3 separate regions of the Mus musculus genome follow, and all the other regions are linked to region 3. The links are chromatin loops, found by intact Hi-C in ENCODE. Cell type or tissue: left cerebral cortex. All regions are shown on one strand. Region 1 overlaps Adamts18 (a disintegrin-like and metallopeptidase (reprolysin type) with thrombospondin type 1 motif, 18). Region 2 overlaps Adamts18 (a disintegrin-like and metallopeptidase (reprolysin type) with thrombospondin type 1 motif, 18). Region 3 has its middle 96 kb from the start of Gm30107.

The links. Hi-C counts contacts between places; a loop is a spot of excess contacts. Peaks named below come from ENCODE experiments on the same cell type or tissue, not always from the same donor. Only the 100,000 strongest peaks of a DNase experiment are listed, where the experiment ranks them.
Region 1: it touches region 3 in a loop (2.9-fold over the local background); 20 of 42 quality-filtered maps call a loop at or near these places.
Region 2: a loop joins it to region 3, with 2.0 times the contacts of the local background. A loop is called at or near these places in 3 of 42 quality-filtered maps.

Annotation. Positions count from the first base shown.
Region 1 is chr8:113,841,940-113,846,939 of GRCm38, reverse strand. It overlaps Adamts18 (a disintegrin-like and metallopeptidase (reprolysin type) with thrombospondin type 1 motif, 18), which reads left to right. Exons shown (of 23, transcript NM_172466.3): 3 at 1,772-2,085. Among named protein-coding and RNA genes, the nearest start is that of Adamts18, 4.4 kb to the left of the region's middle. In left cerebral cortex, no CTCF peak of the experiment used is centred here; a DNase peak (open chromatin) is centred at 1,918; H3K4me3 peaks cover 294 bases.
Region 2 is chr8:113,761,007-113,766,006 of GRCm38, reverse strand. Adamts18 (a disintegrin-like and metallopeptidase (reprolysin type) with thrombospondin type 1 motif, 18) reads left to right here. Exons shown (of 23, transcript NM_172466.3): 10 at 1,634-1,787. Among named protein-coding and RNA genes, the nearest start is that of Adamts18, 85 kb to the left of the region's middle. In left cerebral cortex, no CTCF peak of the experiment used is centred here; a DNase peak (open chromatin) is centred at 3,107.
Region 3 is chr8:113,982,303-113,987,302 of GRCm38, reverse strand. No RefSeq gene overlaps it. Among named protein-coding and RNA genes, the nearest start is that of Gm30107, 96 kb to the left of the region's middle. In left cerebral cortex, a CTCF peak has its summit at 2,244 (motif pointing right); a DNase peak (open chromatin) is centred at 2,246.

The sequences.
Region 1 (5,000 bases), 140 kb after region 3:
ACCAACAGCCTGTATGTTCCTCTCTTGGAAACAAACTTGTAGCAGGTGTCTGGGGTAGGTAGGGGGTGAGGGGTCTAGATGATTGGCTAACACGCCTACATGGTCTTCCAAGTAAGAGCAGGTGCAATCTCAGATGGCCGTGCACAAGGAGGTAAGAAACACACACTGTAGAAACCGGAAACACACACTGTAGAAACCGCACATATGTTGGAAAAGGTTATTATGTAGTTAGGTATGACTGGTAGATAGAGAAAATGGGTTTTCCCTTTTTAAAAAAAAAAGCGAGGAAAGAAAGACGGCTTTAATCAAAAGCTACATACCTGCAGAACAACATATCAGAAATTTTTGAGAACTAAGATGTGTGCTGCTCAGTTTTAAGGGAAAGAGAAGGGAAACACATTTTTTCCTTTTATTTTCTGAAGAATATGTCAATGATAGGGTGTTTCTAGTTTCAAGGAGAGAAGGAGAAAATGAAAGAACCATAAAAGAGCTGGCCACACCTTAAAAGTCACAAATGGTCCTGTTGGGTGTCTTTACTAATTAAGCCCAATTAGAATTGTGTATTGTGTATCGATCTCTACACACCCGAGACTCCCTGATTCCTTAGCATCTTCTGTTTTTATTTCATTGTTGTTGACTGTTCAAGGAAGGGAATCCCCCTCCCCCCCCTTTCTCTTCTGCAAGCCAAGGACCCAAGTGACTCAAACATGCCTCTTAGTTGTTCGGAATCTTTCTAAACACTTTACAAATTAGTTTCCCATTCTGTGCCTAGAAAGTGGAAGTTTTTTTTTTTTTTTTTTTTTTTTTTTTTTTTTAATTCACACTGGGCATGCTCCACATCATCTTCTGGGACGATGCTTTTCAATTCCAATGTTTTGTGAAAGAAAGCAGCATACTGACTTTGCTCTTTCCTATAGCAAATTGTTTCCTCGCTGCCCAGCTTCCCCTAACCCCCCCACCCCGCCCCTGTACACACCCCCAGATCACACAGCAATTAGTGCTGTTCAGGGGAGCCAGGGGGAAGGCATTTTTAAACATGCCTTTCCAGGTGTCCCTGATCTGCCACGCCCCCTCCAACAAGTCTGAGCAGTTCCAAACATCAGCCTCTATCTGGATGCTTCTGATGGTTTGGAGGCATGTTTTTTGCCGAGGTTGTATTTTAGGCCTGGGATTAAACAGGAGAGTCCCCGGTGGAGGCTTCTTGAAACACTAAGGGAGATCCAAATGCTGGCGTGAGTAGCTGGGTGCCCCTTGTTAATGAGCCAAGGGGATAATCAGAAACAGCATATTTTATGAGTCATTCACAATTTAAACTCCATCAGGAAAGTTTCTAAGTTGGACCTAAACAAGGCTATCAATCAAATCCATCCTTTATACTGATTTTTTTTATCAACAATAATAAGTTACATATGATTACATATGGCTAATATATGAAGAGCCCCTGTATTTCCTTTCAGACTGAGAATTGACCCTTCACCCAAATATCTTTGAGATTTATCAAAGTTGCACTTAGCTTTTGGTTTTTGTAGGGTTTATTTATTTTTTAATGCTAGGCAAGTTCTGGGCCCCTGAGCCCCAATCCCAGCTATAGCATAAGCTGGCAGAGCCCGATGGCTCAGAATGCAGTGAGCCAGCCTCTCTGAATTCTCTTCACTGTTAGGTGCATGGAACAAGGTTTTTTGTGAGCTTCGGGGCAAGCTGCTGGAAAGTGGCCCTTTTGGCATCTTGGGCTCTGGGTGCTGACAGCTAATTTTTTGTTTTCCCATTACAGATTACGTCTTTGTCGTGCCAGTAGAAGTGGACTCGGGCGGGTCATATATTTCACACGACATTTTGCACCACAGGAAAAGGCGATCGGCACACGGTGCCAGCAACTCCCTGCACTACCGAGTTTCAGCATTTGGACAGGATCTACATTTAGAGCTTAAGCCCTCGGCGATCTTGAGCAGTCACTTTAGAGTCCAAGTACTTGGAAAGGACGGTGCTTCAGAGACTCGGGAGCCTGAGGTACCGCAGTGTTTGTATCAGGGATTTATCAGAAATGACAGCTCGTCCTCTGTGGCTGTGTCTACGTGTGCCGGCTTGGTGAGTCTGCCCTGCTCTAATGGAACTCGTTCTTTCGTGTTTTGTATAACTTGAATGAACAGATGTCCAGCGCATTAAGCTCCCTCTAGCCAACTCCACACATTCACACTGTCAGCTCTGATACGTATAATATTACAGATAATTATAAATTAGATTAATTGAATTAATCTAATCTGGTCTCTGGGAGCAGAAAAAAGAAAGAAAAATGAAAAGCAAAGAAAATATAATAGAACTTTAATGAGCATTTAGAACATTCTTTTGATGTTTAATGGCCTGGGCCCTTTCATTCCCCATGTTTGAGACGATCCCCAAGGAAATTAATTTGATGGATGCCATTCGCTTTGCAACGTCTTGGGAGACCAGGCATTCTACAAATCTAACCGGCTACATGCATCTCTGTTGCTTTGAAAGGGGAAAACTGCATTTTAATCTAGAATTGTGTTCAGCAGCCAGAGTTAGCCTACCTTCAACATGATGGAATTAAGGGGAGGGGTTTTTCTTTGTTTTTGTTTTGAAATTCTGTTGGTGGTGTAGTAGTTACAGAAGGAATCCTCTTAAAATAGGAGAGGATGTGTGGTACTGGCAGGGTGAAGCATGGCACCCTTGGAGGCAAGAAGTTTAAAAGCCCTTGGGACTCGAGCCTGATTTCCTTTCCATATAGTCTTTCTGTGTCAAACACCAGGCTGAGAATATCCACGTAAATGATATTCAGAATCCAATCAAGTAGACAAGGCAGTAAATGACATCCTAGGCTCTCATTTCATGTTGCAATGGAGAAATGTCTCAGACTGACAGCAGAGTTGGGATTGGAGACACGTGATGATCATGCTGTGGCATGGGCGGAAGGAAGAAAATTTGAGAGAGCCCAATTGGGAATTAGCTGGGGATGTACACATGGGATACAGCTTGGCTAAGCGAGAGGGGTGGCTTCGGGGGTGGGTTGGTGTAAATGAAGGTTCCCATATTCTCAAGGGTTAAGTTTTTTTTTTTTTTTTTTTTTTTTTTTTTTTAGTTACAACTTTTTTATTCCTCACATATTGCCCTGAAATCCAGCCAAAACCCTAACCACAGCCATGGTATTCTTTAGCGTGTTTAAATGACAAAATAAAACGAGTTAGCAATACCCAGCTAATCTCAATTCAATTGAATGATGACTGTCTCAAAGATTCCCTGGGTGTTATGACATGCTTACACACACATGTACACGCACATGCATGGACATATCTTAGTGTTCATCCTTTGTTTGTGTCTGTGTGTCTGTGTGTGGTTGTGTGTGTGTGTGTGTGTGTGTGTGTGTGTGTTGAGTCTTCTGCTGGGTTTTGGCTTTCCTCCTTGTGTTTCCCACCCTCTGCCTATTCCAATTTCCAAAAGTCTTCCAGGGTTACTCCCTCCACCACAGAGCCTTAAACCATCTCATTCCAAACACTCACAATGAACAGTTGCAGACCCTGATTCTCATTATCAAACCAGTACCAGCTAGTAGGGTTCTGCGTGTGCCTTAGTTTTCTCATCCCTAAAACCAGGACTATTGCTGATGAGTTAGCTCAGTAGGTAAGGATGCTTGCTCTCAAGCCCCATTGACTTAGGCTCAATCCCCTGGGACACACATGGTGGGAGGAAAGAGCTAGCTCCTCTGACCTCTGCATGCATGCTGTGGCACACTCAAACCCACACACATACATAAGGTATACAAAATAGATAGAAGTGTTAAATGTACTAAAAGTAGAAGTAACCGGGGAGATCTCATCCCAGGCTTCCAAGTCTCTATGTCTTCTCATTCTTACAAAATGTAGCCTCTCCGTGTTCAACACTCAGGAATTCTGCTCCTTGGGAGGGGTAGGAAGTCGGATTTGCTAATTCCAGAGTAGATATCAGGTTATCTTTTCTAGGGAAGAGGTTCATTTTTGAACTAAGGACAAATTACCATCTAAGGCAGAAGAATGAAAAGGTTAAAATTTCTCCAGAAATAATTGACCCAGGGTCTGCCTTGTGGAAGGCACAGGTTGTCCCTTCTCTGCAACAAGCCGGTGTACGTACTTAGTTATCGAGACATCACTGGGCCTTGCTTTGCTCTCTTGAGTGGTGTGAGATGACCTCTAAGATTTTTACAATTTCCAGACATCTGACTCTAGTGATCTAATTTGGTCACCTCCATAGAGTCTATTTGTTAAGAGGTAGAGAAGAACCAAACTTATTTGTCCTGAGTTTGCTACTATCCTTTTCCCATTCCTCCATAAAACACCTAGGAAACACAGCAGACCAGTAAGAAGCAAAGTAAGAGAGAATGGAACTCTCACTAGCAAGTGGTAACCCTGATCCATATTAATTTTGTAACCTTGTGTTGAAGGGTAATATCTGCATATAAACGTTAAAATGCACATACAGGAAGATGTAAAAAAAGTAATGGTATAACTTGATTAATGTTCACAAAGTCCATGCCCATATATATGAGCCTAGATTAAACAGACATTATTAATGCCCCAAGAAGGGCACTCAGTTGTTCCTTCCTTCCTGTCCACCATTGCCCTAATGGAATTTGTGGTTTATTTATGCTTATTGAAAATTGTTGCTTAAGTATGAGGATCCCAGGATGGTTTTGTTTGTATAATTGTTTGTTGTTCTTGTGTTCTCACGCCCCTGGGTATGTGCTTAAGAGTCAAGTCGCTGTGCTCCTGGGGTAGGCATAGGTCAAGCTTTGGCAGATGCTGTGAATCAGGTGTCCAAAATGGCTACACCAGTGTGCACTTCAACCAATAGTATGTGCGAGCGCTCTGGACACTCCCTCTTCTCACCAACACTTGATGCTATCTGCCTTTTCCATAGCACTCATTTTACAGATGTGAATTGGGTACCACACTGTGGCCTACATCTTCCTGATGGTTAATGGGGGGGGGGGTGAAGTACTACTTCCAAGC
Region 2 (5,000 bases), 220 kb after region 3:
CATGGCTCACAGATGCCCATGGCTCCAGCTATAGGGATGCCCCTTTCTGACTTCTGCCAAATGCTTGCACACAGAGACACATACACTTAAGTAAAAAAAAGAAGAGTAAGCTTAAAAAATTACTCGGTGCTTAATGGCATGCATGTCTCTCCATATTTTTAGTCCATATTGATTCACATAGATCTGACATAACATATAGATATATGCACTCTGATTGCTCCCTCTTTGACCTGATATTAGTGACGTTTCATGACAAATTGATGATCCTGATATGTTCAAACCTATGCTACTATGTATTAGCTGGAAATGTTCACAGAAAAGCTGCATCAACAAGGCAGATTATATGTGAGTATGTATAGCTGACTGATGCCCAACTCATAGTAAAAAAAAAAAATGGACAGATATTTGCTGATTTATCACAACCCACATCCTCCTATATTTCCATATTAATTTTAGGTTCATTGTTGGGGGATTGACATTGTCTTTCCTACCTCACGTGAGAATGGGCTCAGTAAATATCATAAATCAAGATCAACTCCAGGTGGATTAAATTACCGTCATGGCATTGCTGTCATTCAGGACTTTTCATAGTAATGATAGCTACAGCAGCTATTGACATTACCTTCGCTGCTGGGTTAAGCACATTTAATTTTCTAGTTTCATTGACGTTACAGCCCTTGTGGGACTCATAATCCTTAAGGAGGTTTATGAGAATTATATAAAGTCATTATGGATGCACAGTTGATAGTACCTCCCTGTATCTGACTCCACATTTACATTTAATATCACATACTAATTAACCCCTTAGTGATGGCACACTAATTAATCACTAATTAACCCCTTAGTGATGGCACAGTTTGATTACATTAAAAAAATGGGAGTGAGATTATTTGGTTAAAAAAACATCCTTACCATATTGTCAAGACCCTTCAGGGGAGCTTTCTCCCTTCTGCCCCTGATCCTAAAGTTTATTGTATGGGGTGCTCTTATATTTTACACGAGGTCTCTTACATATGCCTAGGCTGGCCTTGAACCTGATCCCCCTGCTTCGACTGCTAGGCTTCTAGGCCAACAACAGCACAACCAGAACCTCCTGATTCTTTGGCTATAACTTTGGTTTCGTTTGTAAAGCTTATTTGAGACAACGTACACCCTTATTTCTTCTTAGTCCTATCTGTAAGAAGTATACCGTCACTTAAAACCCCATGAAGACAGACATCCTTTGTGTCTGACTTATTTTGTGTTTTAATTTCTTAAGCTAATGCTAATCATACAGTAGACTCTCAGAAGAAAAAAAAAAAGTCCAGTGTTGTTGGGATGAGACTGTAGACGGGAGATTTTTCTTATATTTATACTTCTATCTCCTACCCAATTCTAGTGCACATTAGTTAGATGACCAGAACTTCCAGCCCCCTATAAAACCCTTTATGACAGTGTACATTCCAACCTTTTAGATGGGACTCACTCTTTGCAATAAAACATACTTTAAAAAAAAAAAAAAACTTTAAACACATGCCTGTGTCTCTAAGCATTCTATGCTCCTCTGCATGGCTGCCCTCACAGAGGTGCAGTTTTAAATGGGAAAAGGTCACAGATGAACAGAGCTGTTATTAAGGATGTGTTATCGATGTAGTACACCGCAGGCTGGCTGTCTGGTGGATGAGCCCAAGCAAACGGGACAGTATAAATATCCGGACAAACTCCCGGGACAGATTTATGATGCCGACATGCAATGTAAGTGGCAATTTGGAGCCAAAGCCAAGCTGTGCAGCCTTGGGGTTATGAAGGTATGTTTCTTTGTGATGTCTAACTTGCATTAAGGATATGCCATGTGCCTGTACCTACCAAAAGGATAAACATTTGGTTTGCTGAGGCCAAAGGTTAGCATCTGGGTTATCTCTCAAATGTCATTTGTTTGGCATGATAATTAAGTGGTAATTTTCCTGTCAATGAATTATCCAGGCTTATCCCCCATAGACCATGTCCGCCTGGTTTAAATACCAGTTGTCTCTGTCCTTGGAAGAAAATGTTCCACTTCTCACTGGCAGGCTTTACTCCTCGTGGTAAAGCTGAGAGTGATGACTCCTGCTAACCAAGGCCTTTGTTGTCTTTACTCAAGTTTAAAGCGATGTGTTTCAAAATCACCATGACATGAATAAACGTGTGCCCTTCACTGTGTAAGAAAACCAATACAGCAGACAAACTGGTACCAGAAGTTGACTTCCTCTTTCATAGTCTCAGCAGGGTTTTCTAATCAACTCTTGGGAAGGAAGCAAGATCGCCGCTAAGATAAGTGAGAAAATACAGAATTCTAGTATGTACAAATAAGAGAAACAGGGTTGTGCTCTGTCAGGAAGCCCATTCCTGACAACATTGTAGTCCCAATGCCAATAGAATGTGCCATGATTTTAAAGTTTGTTCATTTCCAGTGTCTGGTGGAAGATACAAAGCATGGGAAATAGCAGTTGGTAGCCTCTTCTTTCCTCCACTTCTTCCATTCTTTATCCTTTTCCTCTTCCCTCTCCTCCCCCTATCGCTCCTTCTCCGTCACCATAGCAACATGGATCAGGAGCTACACTGTCATCCTAACTATTGCTGCCACCATCATCATTCCAGCAGTCTCTGCATGACCCTCCATGCTACAAAAGGCATTCTGCCCAAAGATTTATTGTACCTGACCTCCGTCGTCAAAACCACTTTGAAGTAAAAGTTAGTGCTCCCCCCTCACCTACATCCCAGAGAAGGTATCCAGCTTGCCTAAAGACACGGAACTTTTAAGTGATGAAATCTAAACAAAACAAATCACATACGTGGAAGTTAAGCCTCCTCCTCTCCTTCCCTGGATACCAGTTTCCCTCCATCTGACAGTTCAGCAGCCGCTGTCATGACTTGTGTGGTATCTCTGTAGTTTTATGCTTTGCAGAAAGAGAACTCGCCTATTAAACAGAAGTCCATTCTTGAGAAACGGTGTCTATCCAGTCACAGGTTTGACGTGAAGCTATAGAAGTTAATGCAATTTAAAAGCACTACTACTAAAAAACTAATCCACAGATGCATCTTTTGAGCATATCCTCCACGACACGTGGGCTTTGGGTTGGCAAGTGTTTACGCGTGGTAGGTTTTTAAAAATGAGCAAGTTTAAAGCTCTTTTCAATTTGCCTGTTAAATCACAGCACTGGGGGAAGTAACCCATTAACTGTAGACTGTGTCTCCTGAGTATGAAGTTGTTCACTTCATCTTGAGATTCACCAGCTTTCTCAGTCAGTGAATATGCACACGTTGTAAGTGTGTAGCTTGTAATAAGGATGGCTCCCTTTAGAATTTCAAGGGAGCTCGTGAATGAGTCACATTCCACCGGGGTCACGCCTGTTCTGTGTCAGGCCGTGAGGAGGGTGTCAGAACCTCGCCTTAATCATTTTCTGGTGCCACATCATATTTTTAAAGATGCTATCTCAGCCTTTGTTGACCCTGGAAAGCATAGTGGATGGAAATGAAAATTCTAAATGAAATGACCTAAAATGATGGCCGGCTCAGAGATGCCTGGTTGTCTGGAAGGGAGCTGGGGAGTCTGGGTTAACAGAGACGGTTTATGATGGCAGTGGAGGGGGAAGGTGCGATTGATTGATGGCTTCTGAGTGTGGGTTTGTTTTCCCTGTGAACTAGCCTTTGGTATTTCGCTAATCTTGCTTATAACCTGAGTCATGGACACACCTCTAATGGTTATACATAGTGCCCTGCTGTGCTCTAACACACACACACACACACACACACACACACACACACACACACACACATTTTTTCAACACAGCAAAATCCCATTAAAAATATTTTGCATTTATCTTCAAGGCCTTCATTGTGCCGTCATTGTTAGCGCTTTCAACCTTTTCTCTTTAATCTTCATGAACTTTGCCATTCCTCCTAGAAAGGCAGGGTTACATGGTAGTTATAAGCATGTCTACAGAGGTAGAGGGACAGTTCAGTGGTTAGGAGTGCTTCTTGTTCTTCCAGAGGACCTGAGTACAATTCCCAAACCTACACAGGGCTCCTTATAACTTCCTATACTCTAGCTCCAAGAGATCTGACAGTGTCTTTGGGTTTCTTGGAGCACCTATACTCATGTGCAAGCACACACACACCACAGACACACACACACACACACACACAGAGAGAGAGAGAGAGAGAGAGAGAGAGAGAGAGAGAGAATTTAAATAAAATAATTCTTTTTAATAAAAAGCTTGCATGCACATGTACACATATTCCACCCTTGGGAGTTAAGGCAGACCTGGGGTTAGTATCTAATTTCAACTTTGCCTAGAATCTTGGACAAATAATTCATCCTCCGTTGACCTGCATGCCCACATCTGTAAAGAGAAGGTAATAGTTCTCTGGCTAATTTGTGAGATTGTTCTATGGGTCTAGTTGCATCCTTCTACATAAGGGTGTCTTCTCTTGATCTCGTTCATGTTCAACGTCACTGCCACCAGCGTGCCTGATGTTTTCATAAAGAAAGAGGTGTCTGAGACTATTTTTTTTTTACTTGTGCCCACTCTCTCTCTTCTCCCAGCTTCACATTTTCTTCGCGTAGCAAACCACACTGATCTCTGCCTTTGCCAACGGTATTTCACTTTGACATCTGTAACAAAAGTCCTAAAGCATAGCTGCCTAGGGAGAAAAAGAGGTTGCATAGCTGCATAGGGAGGTTGCTTTACAGGACAGTTGAGGGAGTGGTTCACAGTATTGCACTGATGTTGGTCAACTCTAATGAGGGTCTTTCTGCGTCACAATGTGGATGATGTCCATGGCCAGAGCGTGCATGATGTATGTATGTGTGCACGCGCGCACGCACAAAACACACACACACACACACACACACACACACACACACACACACAAATATAATCTCACTGCAAACGTTAAGCCAGAAAGGAAGATAGTGAGGACAGGCCCAGGGTATGATAGTGTCCCCACTCACATGAGAACTAACTGGGGTCACAGGAAAA
Region 3 (5,000 bases):
AGTCACTATGCGGTTGATGGAAACTGAACTCTGGGGTGACTGGAAGAGGAGTCAGTGTCCATAACCACGGAGCCATCTTTCCAGCCCCTTGTCTCTAAACTTTTGTAGGGGGCTAGAGAGATGGTTCAGCGGTTAATAGCCTTTGCTTTACAGTCATGAGAACCAGAGTTTGGGTCCCAGTAACATATAACAAGCCAGATATGCTACAAACATTAGTAACCAGCTCCAAGTGACCCAATGTTTTATTCTGGCTTCTGTGCCACATGCACACACACAGAGAGAGAAAACACACACACACACACACACACACACACACACACACACACACACTCCAAAGCTATTGGCTTAAGCATGTATGCATACATAAGAAGTTTCAGAGTCATTGTTTCTGGAAACAGAATGGATGGGTGGGAAAATATGAGGTTACAGATGGCTTGTACTGCAGCAAAAGCCTTCCCTGTCGGAGGCTGAGAGCAGCCCACCATTTTTCTGTGTACACATATAAATATTTAGAAGGCAAATGGGCAGCATGGCATGCTCTTTGGTGAGCACAAGATACCGATGCCCAATACAACTTTAGAATATATATCTGTCCCTTGAGGAGGCCCTGAGGATACAGTTTCAAACTGAGCATTAGGCTCCACAAAGCCCAAACACACACTGGGGATTTGCCCCTAAAAGTATAGTCCAAGCTGCCCATACTAAATAAATTTAATGTTTGCATTTTGGAACCTAACATCATTTTGTTGAATGCCCCCTAAGTGTTAGGCATGACACTTAGGCACTTCCCATAGGTCGTTTCCAAGTTCATTTAAAAAAAAAAAAAGAACTTTCAAAAGGGCCCGAGGGGGATGGTTAACATGTTCTTGTGGAGCTCTGTCATAGTGGAATACCACACCTATTATACCATTTAGGAAAATGGGTACATGAAGGCATGTCACTTAGCCGAGGTTGACATAAGCCTGAAGTTGTTATTCTGCCTCTGTCTGGAAAATCCATACCAAAGGGCTTTCTTCCCTTAGGAAGCTGTGATATTTAGTTCCCACACTCCACCTGGTCCTTATTCAGTATCAACATCTCAGATTCTGTGTGTGGGCAACCGAGGAGAGGCCAGGCAGGTTTCAACGGAAACCTCTCAGTTGTAAAACCGATGCCAACTTTCCAGGGTGACAGGCAGGAAATGAGTAGAGCGCAGGGGGGAGGGGTGCGGGTGTCTTTAGGAAGAAGGAAAGATATTTAGGATGCTAATAAGCGGGGAGACCCTGGTGTGGCATCTATTTGAGGAAGAGGGTCAGAGATTATTCTGATTCGGTATTCTTCACCCCACCTTGGTTGACTTTTGTCCAGCACTAATGGGGAGACGTCTGATACCAACAGAAATATTATTTTCACGTCCCCCATGTGATGCAGGAAATTACTGCCAGAAAGGGCAAAGGCAGAGGTCAGCCTGTGTCAAGTCCCACGGAGTCCTTCAGGCTCCTCTTTCTTCCTGGGCAAATTAGCTGAAGGGTTTGCGAGCTTCTCTGAGAGGAGATGATGGCAATCACCGATTGAGCGCTCTCAGGAGGCAGAGGCAGACATGAATTGATGGAAATGGGTAGGACTTCCCTCACGTGATTGCTTTTGCTCAAAAACTCTGCTCAGGAAATTGCGGTCGTTACTCAATAAGTGCTTCATTGACCTGGGACTTCCACGGAGTCCTTGAGAAAACAGCCTATTGGCAGAAGGGGGTTGCTGATCCAAGCGAGGGAGCATGGTTCAGCATGCAGGCATAAACAACGCTTTTGCTGTTTTGTGATGATGTTGCTCCGAGTGACAAGTACCCAGTTTCCAGTTTACACTGGGGCATTGGCTTAATTTCTTTTCCTATTGCGGAGATACAAAAGCTACTCAGCGGAGAAAGGGCTTAAATCAGTTCACAGTTCAAGGTGAAGTCCCTCAAGTGAAGTCAAGGCAAGTCAAGGAAGCTGAAGCAGATGGTTCCATTGTAGCCACAGTCTTAAAAAACGCAAAGAAATGCACCCAAGTTCTGCTCACTTCTCCAATCTACACAGTCCAGGGTGATGGCCCTAAGAAATAGCCCGAAGAAATCCACTGTGTTTCTTCCGGTGTTTTTCTTTCTGCTGCTTTGAAAACTCCCATGACTAGCGCAGACTGCTGGGAACAGTCAGTCGCCAGGTAAGTCTTGCCATTTATTCCAACCCTCTGGGGGAGAATCCAGGTTCCAGAGGTGTGCTGTTTTGTTCCGTGTCCACCAGGTGGCAGCCTCCCCACGGTAACTGAAGCAGCAACCGTCGGCTTATTCAGCATCTTTTTTTTTTTTTTGGAAATGTTTATTGTGTTTATTGGGCAACTCCAGCAGGCTTGACACGGTACCGAGGAGGCAAATGATCCAGCCTCTGCCCTCAAGAAACTTACAAAGGCTTGACTTCAAAAGTTCTGTCAATCAGGCTGGGCTGTTTTCAATCTCTTAGCTCTGACTCTTTAAAAAATAAATAAAGGCTAGAGAGAAAAATGAGTTTCATGGAGTCCTTATTTGTAATAGGCATTGAGTTAGGCACTTTGAGTATAGGATTCTTCCCATTGACTCTAGAGGAGTCCTTCAAGCTGTCATTTTACAGAACAGGAAACTAGCCATATCTGGTTTTAATATCTGGAACCAAGGGGCTGGTAAAACATAGAAGCAGGCCCACACCCATGCTTTGTTGGTCCTCCCGTCTTTAGAGACTTTATTATGTCTCGCTGTGTATTTGCTTCACAAAGTGCTCAGAAGGTAGAGCCAGCGACAAAGGCTGCTGGGTATTTTGACGTACACTATGTCCCTGCAAAGGTTGGTAATAAGCAAAGACTCTGCTTTGGGGGAAAAAGTCATCTCTTGGCCCTATCAGGGAGATACCAACAGGATCTCCCTGTGTTCCTACAAACCTCTCGGTAAGACATGGCATCCAAAGATATGTCCTTTATGTTTTCTGCAATGGTTTGTCTATAGTATCAGCATGCAAGCATTAATGCCTGCTGGTGAATGCATCTAGCAGTCTATCTACATATGTTTATAGATTGTGCATATGCATATTACAAAGCAACAAGTAAATGTTATCTGGGATATGATTTACAGTGCATTTGCCTAACAGCTCATGGAGGGCAGAGTCCTGAGTGTGTCTAGCATATTCCAGTCACTTTTGTTCCTTTATGTTCCGGTAGCCATTCTTTGAATTATTTATCTCACACCCAGATCTACTGTGTCAGGAGTCCACCAAACAGAACTGGTTGGTACAAAGAGTATAGCCTGGGGCGGTGGTGAGCTCATGTGATATGGAGGCTGGTTTGTTCTAGAATCTGTTATCTGCAAGATAGAGACCCAGGAAAGTGAGGGGTATGGTTCAAACCCAAATTTAGGCCAGGAAATCCAATGATGTTAGTTCTAGTCAAGTTCAAAGTCCTTTGGCAAGAACACCGTGGCTGTCCAAAGTTAGAAGGTAAATGGAGGCCTGAGTCCAGGCCGAGTGATTTCTTCTTTCTTCCACTCTTTTGTCCGTTGTGGAGCCTGCAATGATTAGGTGAAGACTATTTCACTTATGAGGCAGGGTTTTTTTGTTTGTTTGTTTGTTTTCCAGACAGGGATTCTCTGTATAGCCCTGGCTGTTCTGGAACTCACTCTGTAGACCAGGCTGGCCTCGAACTCAGAAATCCTCCTGCCCCTTGCCTCCCAAGTGCTGGGATTAAAGGTGTGCGCCACCACTACCCCGCTCTTTATCCATTCTGCCAACCCCAACCTCCCCAGAAAACATGCCTATAGACATTGGGTAATGCTTCACGGCTGTCTGGGCACTGCTCCATTCAGTTATATCGGCATATATAACCCGCCACTACAGCTATAGGAGAGACTGGCATCTGAGTTGAGAAACCGTGAGGGGTGACCGTCAAGAGGAGGCCACTCGTGGGAAGCAGGAAGAGAGTAGTTTGGCAGGGCAGGGCAAGGCAGGGCAGGGGACTATGCCAAAGAAGAAAGCAAGTTCAGGCAAAGTCCGACAGGGGAGCTTCCACCGGATCCCATCGGGACAACTTTGGAAAGTAAGCTGTGTCCTAAAATCTGGGGCAAGGGCGATGGGGATTTCCCAGGATCGCACCTGTCTCCCTTTGTTAAGAGTAGGGATGGGAGACTCGCTTACACCAGAACTTGTGGCTTCTTATCTGTGCCTGTGAGCACAACCAACTTCATTAACCCAAGAGCAGATTCTGAGAATACTCCCATCGGATGGGAAAACCCACTGACTCGAGGTACAAAGATACCCTAGGGCACGTGGGTGGGGCACTGACATGTCCTCTTCACTCTGTGGACTCTTGGCAGTCTTCAATTTGATGCTTTCAAACCCTTACAAAGGCCTATAATTTGTAGTACTTTGCAGCAAGTCGGTAGTTCACACCTCCAGTCGGTCTGACTGCCAGTGTTTTGTTTGGTCGGCTGAGGTTCCTACTCTTTGGCTGTCTGACTTCCAGTCTGGTCTCTACTGTGATCCGGAGTTAGTAGATCAGTTGGCCATCACACCCCTCTGTGCAAAAGCCATCACATCACACCCAGAAGACAGGAGATGGGAGGTCGGGCACCAGTAGTGGCAAAACTCACTGAGGTTTAGGGCAGTGCCCATCCTGAGCCAATGCCATTCAGATCCTGCTGTGGGATGGCACCTGAGCTGTAGAGTTTGATGTGATCGACTGGATTCCTGCTGCCTCGGGGGAGGGGCTGCGCATGCGCATCCCGCGGGTGTAATGTAGTATACCTGTGGTGAGCAGAGGACTCCACCTTTTGTGTGAGAAGGTTTCTCACCATCCTGGAGTTTTGCAGCTTAGGCCAGTGTGGCTGAGTCTAGAGAATGAGCGACCCTCTTAAGTCTCCGCTTCCCACCTTAAAGCACTAGAATTAATTATAGTCGGGTGGCACCATGCCTTGTTCTTTACTTGGGATCCGAAGATGCTGAACTCAGGCCCTCATGCTTGCAGCA